Linked DNA regions of Mus musculus: region 2 is linked to region 1. The links are chromatin loops, found by intact Hi-C in ENCODE. Cell type or tissue: left cerebral cortex. All regions are shown on one strand. Each heading gives the region's core, and the rest is flanking DNA. Links, peaks and the distances in the headings are about the cores only.

Region 1 (3,460 bases), core at 390-2,889:
CTAATCAGGAGCCTGAACAAAGACAGGTGGGTGTCCTAGGGAGCTCTTATTTAGGTTGCCCCTTCAGAGATGGGGAGGAACACATCTCTCAGACCCTGTGCTCTTCCTCCCAGAATGGCTGCTGATGTTTTCTAAGCTATCCCTGCCATCTCTCTGCAACAGACACACTGGCTGAGAGCTGGGACCGCCCTTGCCTTGGTATCTTTCTAGGTTCATGGTTTGGGGGGTCGTGTTCAAGCTGACACATTAACAAGAGGGGGGAAGTGTTTTTATTTTGAATGTATACAAGAATTCATTTTTTAAAATGGCTCAAAATGAGGCCTATAAACCATCATAGGCTAATCAGATGAAATGGGGTGTGGGTTATTGGGGGAGGAGGGCGATGAAAGTTGTGACATGTCCAGGAGATGGTATGTGTCAAAGAACGGCTGCCATGCTTGTAGATGGTGGCATCTCTGGTTGCAGCTCTTCTACTGAAGGTGGAAATTTCCATTGTAATTGTAGCATTAAAAATGCTTTTTGAAGGGGGAAAGTGTACTCTCTAGGTTTTGGAAGTATGGGAAAAGTCAAAAGCTCCAGTTGCCTTTAGTTTAAAATTCTCCATATGCCCCCAAGGCATATTGTGGGGTACGTCTCTGGCCCCCTCACCCGCTCAGTGCAGATCCTCTGTGTGTGATGTCATCAGGGACGGCCCTTCTCAGTAAATAAAGAGTTATGTAAGGAGTGCATGAGTGAGAGAACTTTTTTCCCGCCTGCCTAAACATGACACATTGCTTTTCATAGTGTGGCTAAATGCTACTTCCTTGGGGGAGGAGATCCACTGATTTGAGTTCACACTGAAGTGTAAATATGTCTCACAGTCTTGTTCTCTTCTGACAGTAACTGACCAGAAGTGTGAGGTGTTAGAGTATTCATAGGCTGAAACTTGTTAGAAGTGGCATTTGGGACTGGCAATGTAGCTCAGTAGACAGAATTCGTGCCTACAATGAGTGAGGTACTCGGTTCCAGGCCTGGACCTGATTAACCCAGGTGTGGTAGCACATGTCTGCAATCCAAGTAACCAGAAGGTAATGGCAAGAGGATCAGAAATGTAAGGTTATCTATCCTTAGTTACGTAGTGAGTTCACAGCCAGCCTGAGCACATAACATTTTGTCTGAATAGTAATAATAATAATAATAAACTCACAAATAAACCTAGTATTTTGACTATCAAGCTCTTTCAATGCAGGCAAGATCCTGGGGTCTTGCATCATGGGGTTCTGTAAGGGAAGGTGGCAGAGAGGAGAGGTATGGAAGTAAGAAATGGCTCTTCAGTTACTGCCGTTATTTTTATAACTATGCAAATACTGTGGAGATAAAACCAGCTTGTTCAAGAACTCTGAAGAGCAAGGACGACAGATACCCTGAAACACAGTCCTAGTATCTGTGTTTCCTCTGGGGTCCTGAAAATGCCCTTTGCTCCAGATCTTTGTCACTTCTGATTGTAGGGTTCATACCATCTCCTGTATCCACCACAGGTGCCCTTGGGTTCTGTGTACAGTAACTAGGCAAACACTGTGTTTTCACAGTAATTAGTACTGGAATAAAGACATTTTCGTTATGTAGCACAACTCCTTGCTTTACGGTTGAGGAAGCTGGAGTTGGAGCTTAAGTGATTTGACTCAAATATGCTAGCCGAAAGCCAGCTATGGAGGCACAACGTTCATTTCCTGTTTTATTCACACCTCCTGTGTGGAGAGCTGAACCCCAGCTCTGGCAGGAGTCACTAACCCTCTGCCTTTCTGAGACTGCTGTCACCTACACACTGCATGCTCAGACACCATGCAATCTCCCCCATTCCTCTCTTTAACACAAGCTCACGTACACACACACACATGTGCGTGCACCCACACAGAGAAATCTCATAATGTGTTAAGTAAGCTGCGTAACTCGTTTTTGCTGAGCCTCATTTATAAACTATCTTGGGGTACAGGCTGCCTATGGGGTGCAAGTCGGACATGCCTAGTAGGTGTCTTTTGAAACACGCAAGTCTATTTTCCTATAGTAATCCATTGAGCTCTGATGGTCACCACCAGACCTAGTCACAGTGAATCTGTTGCTTTATCTACAACCCTTGAACCATGCTTTTGGCCAATAAGATTTTCTTAATTAGGAATCAGAAGTAAAGGGCTAGAGAGATGCCTCAAAGTTTAAGAGCACTGACTGTCTTCTAGAGGTCCTGAGTTAAATTCCCAGCATCCACACATCACAACCTTCTATAATGGGATCTGAGTCCTTCTTCTAGTATGTGTGAAGACACTCACAATAAATATTTAAAGAGTCAACAAACAGACAAACAGACAAAGGAATCTGGGTAAAAAGGGGCATTGTCATTTCTAAGGTCCTAATAGGGAAGGCATTTGCATGGGCTGTAGAGAAGCCACGCCAACTGGAACTGTGGAGTAACATAAACTGAATAGAGAGAAAATAGAGAAAGTAGGGTACAGTCAGATGGGAACAAGTTCCCGAGGAAGAGGTCACATGGCTTACACAACAGCCAGAAGAATGAGTTTGTGTTCCTGTGGTTTTGGCGCTGATCTAGCGCTAGCTAAAGACCAGTTGTATCAACCATGTTCTTTTTAAAAAGATAATCATCACTTCTATTTCTTGCTACAAGCAGATGCAACTGTTACAAGAAAATCAAGCCCAAGCCTAGTTTCCTTGCTTCTGTGACTGGGGACCTGAGGTCAGTCTCCAGCACTGATGACAGGTGGAGTTGGAGTTATAGATGCCAGTCCAGGAAACTGAACTCGGTTCCTCTGCATGTGTAGCAAGGGTTCCTAACCACTGACCAGTAACCATCTTACTCAAGACCATTTTAATTCAGAGGAGATAACTACACAATCGGCAAAGTTTTCAAATCACATCTGCCCGCAGGCATGCTAAGCCTCCCTCTTTACCACCCCCCTGCATGGTACAGTCTTGTTGATTGTAATCAATAAGCACACATGGACAGACTTTCACCTGGACTCCACCCTTTCCATTCAGGATTCATCTTGCTGTTGGACAATCTATTGTTTAAACAATAGCATAATGGCACACCTCTACCAATGTAGCATCCTACACAATGGTGTCACAATTCTGTCACTGCCCTCAAGGTTCACAGTGCTGAGCCTTTCCTTGCTTCTCCCTAACTCCTGGCATGCACAGGTCTTAGTGTCAGCTGTGTGTTCCCTTTCCAGAACGCAATCTTGGTGGAATTGCACAGCATGCAATGTTTTTAGATCAGCTTTTTTTTTTTTTCCCACTTAGCAATTGTGCTCCCCCTACATCTTTTCATAGTTTGGAAGCACACTCCTTTTAAGTGCCAAACCGTTTCCAGTTATGTGCATGTTCTGCAGCTTACTTATGCTCACCTACAGAAGAGCATCCTGGCTGCTTCCGCATCTTGACAGTAATGAGTAAAGACACTGCAAGAATC
Region 2 (3,460 bases), core at 591-3,090, 120 kb before region 1:
CATGTGACCAAGGGCTTCTGGGTTAGGCGTGAGGCTCTTGTGTCTGGGGGTGCCCCTGAACTTAGCCCTTTGCTTCAGTCTCTTATCTAACTATGATGACATGTCTCATTTCAGAGGAGATGCCATACCTGAAATGTCCGCTCCACACTGTCCTGAAACTGACACCTGTGGCATATGGTGAGTAGCAGCCCCTGCTGGGCCCTGGCCCTGGGGTCTCCTGGTGGCTGGAGGTTCTTTATACCAGAGGAGGAGGATCTTTATAACAGAAGCTGTCTTCTCCATCCTTCACCTTCAGGGTGCCGGGTGGAGTCCATTTACTTGAATGTAGAATCGGTGAGCACACACCGGGAGAGGTCAGAGGTGAGTTAGGCTCTGATGCCCTGGGACCTTTGGGAAACCCTGGGTCTGGCTTTCTTCTGGAGGGGTCTCACTGAGTTTCTCTCTCCCCTCTCTCTCTCTCTTTCGCTCTCTCTCACTCTCTCATTTTGTCCTCGTTTCTACTTGACTGGGAAGAATGACGTAAACAGGGGATTACTGCCTTCTGTCAATCATAGCCCTGGCACAGTAGCTGTTACCACTTTAGGCAGCAAAAGCTGTGCCCTTCTCAAAAGCACCAGAGGCCTGGCTCAGGCTGGATCAGCCAGTCAGCAACAGCATCCACATGCCCTTAAGTTCATAGTTAGAAGAGGTCTGAGATCGGAGGAGGGCCGGAGGATGGGCATCCTACAGTATGGCCAAGGGAAGGTCTTAGGAGACTCAGCACCTGTCTCCCACCTCAGGGAGGGCTGAGGTTTTTGGGGGAGGGAGTGTGTGGTCATGTTGAATCCCCTTACTGGGCAGATGGCGAATCTGTCCAGGCCTGTGTTGTGAAAGTGGATTTAAATTTGCTTTATGCAGGCTGTCAAAATACAACACTTTGCCAGTGTAGTCAGACCTTCCTCTTACACCGAACTTGACTTTCAGTCTGTGGAGTCCGCAAAACAGGTGACTTACCCATCCCCAAGGAGCTTGGCCGGCAGACGTTGGTAGGAAGGGTACATGGATGGGGTGTCAGCCTGTTTTCTGCCTCACTTGCACTGTGGACCACGGTAGAAGAGGACTGTGTCTCTGGGCTGCCTCGCCCTGTCTCCTGTCCCCGCCCCTCTGAACCGGGGCACCTGCTCAGTTAGCTGAATGAAGAAAGCCCTAACTAACCCTGGGTTTAGACATGAGACAGGCTCCATGTACTTCAGAATACTTACTTGCTAGCACTGGGGCTGCAGATGTCTAGGCTCTGAGGTGCTGGGCCAGGCTTTGGACCCCAGGAGCCTATTCTCCTGTCTCATGATCCTCTGCTTGGAAAGCTGACATCTCATCCTGGTGGACAGACGGCTACCTGTTTTCTGCATCTTTGGCCTCCTAGACTGAGGCTGGGTAGTGTCTGGGCCAGCGCAGAGTATTAATAGATTCTTCTGTGTGCTGCAGACCAGGTGGAAGGGAGTCAGCCTGGCACCGTTCTCCTCCCAGTCTGGAGATTTTAGAGCCAGTGGTCTCTCCTGCGCCCTCTGTGGGTGAGGTGACTGGGAGTTAAGATTCTTTTCTCTGCCCCCCTTCTCTGCTGTGATTGTAATTCTTTTCTCTTCCCCTGCTTTGCAAATAGTGAGAGGTTCTGGGCCAACAGCAGCTCAGTGTCAAGGCCACTCACCTGGGTGTCCCTCTGGTTGTACCTTTACAAGTCTCGAGACGAATCTATGTGGTGTGTGTGTGTGTGAGTGTGTGTGTGTGTGTGTGTGCGCGTTTGCGCGTGCGTGCGTGCTTCTCTTCCTACCTCCCCACTCCTTGTAACTGTCGCCTTCTCTCTTTTGTCTTTGTCTGCTTAGGATGCAAAGAAGGGACCTAACCCGCTCATGAGACGCAATAGTGTCACCCCACTAGCCAGTCCCGAGCCCACCAAAAAGCCTCGCATCAACAGCTTTGAGGAGCGTGTGGCTTCCACTTCTGCTGCCCTGCCAAGCTGCCTGCCCCCGGAAGTGCCCACGCAGCTGCCCGGACAAGTCAGTGATCCTGCTTTAATTACTGCCTACAGGGGAGAGTGCAGAGGGAAGAGGATGCCCGTATCTGGGGTTCTGTGTTGTGTTTGCAAGTAAGGATGAGTGCCTGTGTTCAAGTGGGCTGCATGTGCGATGTATGAGGATTGTGGCTGTCTAGTGTATGTACATGCATCAGTGAGAACATACCGTTCTCACTCTGCAATCTTTCCTCATCAGCAGTGACTGTGCGCATCCTTTCCGAGCTGTGGCCTTTATTCTTTATTGAGCAGAATCAGGCAGAGTAAAGACATTATAAAATGCCCCTGTCCTATGCACATTTCTGAGTACTACTAGAGCAGTCTACACTCCAGCAATTCCCAATCCAGGAGTCTGTACAGCCCAGGGGACTGATGTCTTGTCTTTCCTCTCTTTTGCTAACTTCTTTGCTGTCACCTCTGGCAGAAAAAGGGCTGAGGCCACACAGAAAAGCCTAACTCCTCTCCAGAGCCAGCATAGCCCTGTCCTCCTTAGAAACAGTCCAGAGCTGGAGAGGCAGCTGAGTTTAAAGCTCTTTCTGTCCAATTTCGGAGACTTATGTTCAGATCCCGAGAACCCATGCAATAAATTGTGTTCAGAGACTCATGCCTGTAAAATCACCAGTGGTGAGATGGGAGACAGAAACAGGTAGATCCTCGAAGCTCTCGGCCAGCTAGCCTGGTCCACATGGTGAAATCCCAACACAGTAAGAAAAGGTGGAAGGCTCCTGAAGGTTGGCATCTAAGGTTGTCCTTTTATCTCCACTTTTGGGGTACTTGTGTCTACCTGCACCTTGATACACGGATGCTCGTGTGCATGGTATGCGTATACACATATACAGAATCAGGCAGCTAAGACAGCCACCTTTTCACACAGTGGTTAGATGATCAGAGTAAAAATAAACAGAACTCAGCAAGACTCACTCTTTCACTTGCTTGAAAGATCAAAGGCTGAAGAGTCTGGCTGTTGAGCATCCAAATTTGTTTTCAGGAAACCAGTCCTTTAGAGATAGCCGAGGACCTTTGCCAACATGAGATAGTAGACCTTGCCCCGTGCCTGGATGAATTTCAGATCAATACTAGGCAGTTCTGGCTGTGTGGTGACAGCTCTTCTGCTGCCCCTGAGCTTCCTGTTAACATCTTAAGGGTTAGAATGAGGTCCAGAGAGAACCCTGTGGCCTCCACTGCTCATTTAACTACTCCAGGCCTCAGTTTCCTAACCTGTGGAATTGGACAGTAATATACCCTACAAAAAGTGGCTCGGATAAGGTGCTGTCCGTATAACTTGGGTCTGGCACAAAGTAAGGGTTAGGTTCAGTGAGATGACAGATTCCCTGGGAGCCCAAGGACTTGGCTTTGATTGTAGCTCTGTCCTAACCTGAGTGTAGGTTGTTTTTCCCCATTTGGCCTCAAGTT

Evidence for each region. Peaks named below come from ENCODE experiments on the same cell type or tissue, not always from the same donor. Only the 100,000 strongest peaks of a DNase experiment are listed, where the experiment ranks them.
Region 2: a loop joins it to region 1, with 2.1 times the contacts of the local background. A loop is called at or near these places in 2 of 42 quality-filtered maps.

Annotation. Positions count from the first base shown.
Region 1 is chr2:11,358,531-11,361,990 of GRCm38, reverse strand. All of the region lies in intron 1 of 8030442B05Rik (RIKEN cDNA 8030442B05 gene), which reads left to right. Among named protein-coding and RNA genes, the nearest start is that of Gm13293, 21 kb to the right of the region's middle. In left cerebral cortex, for the core only: no CTCF peak of the experiment used is centred there; a DNase peak (open chromatin) is centred at 1,792.
Region 2 is chr2:11,478,771-11,482,230 of GRCm38, reverse strand. It overlaps Pfkfb3 (6-phosphofructo-2-kinase/fructose-2,6-biphosphatase 3), which reads left to right. Exons shown (of 18, transcript NM_001177753.1): 12 at 115-177; 13 at 296-360; 14 at 898-984; 15 at 1,860-2,033. Among named protein-coding and RNA genes, the nearest start is that of Gm52500, 22 kb to the left of the region's middle. In left cerebral cortex, for the core only: a CTCF peak has its summit at 1,549; no DNase peak of the experiment used is centred there.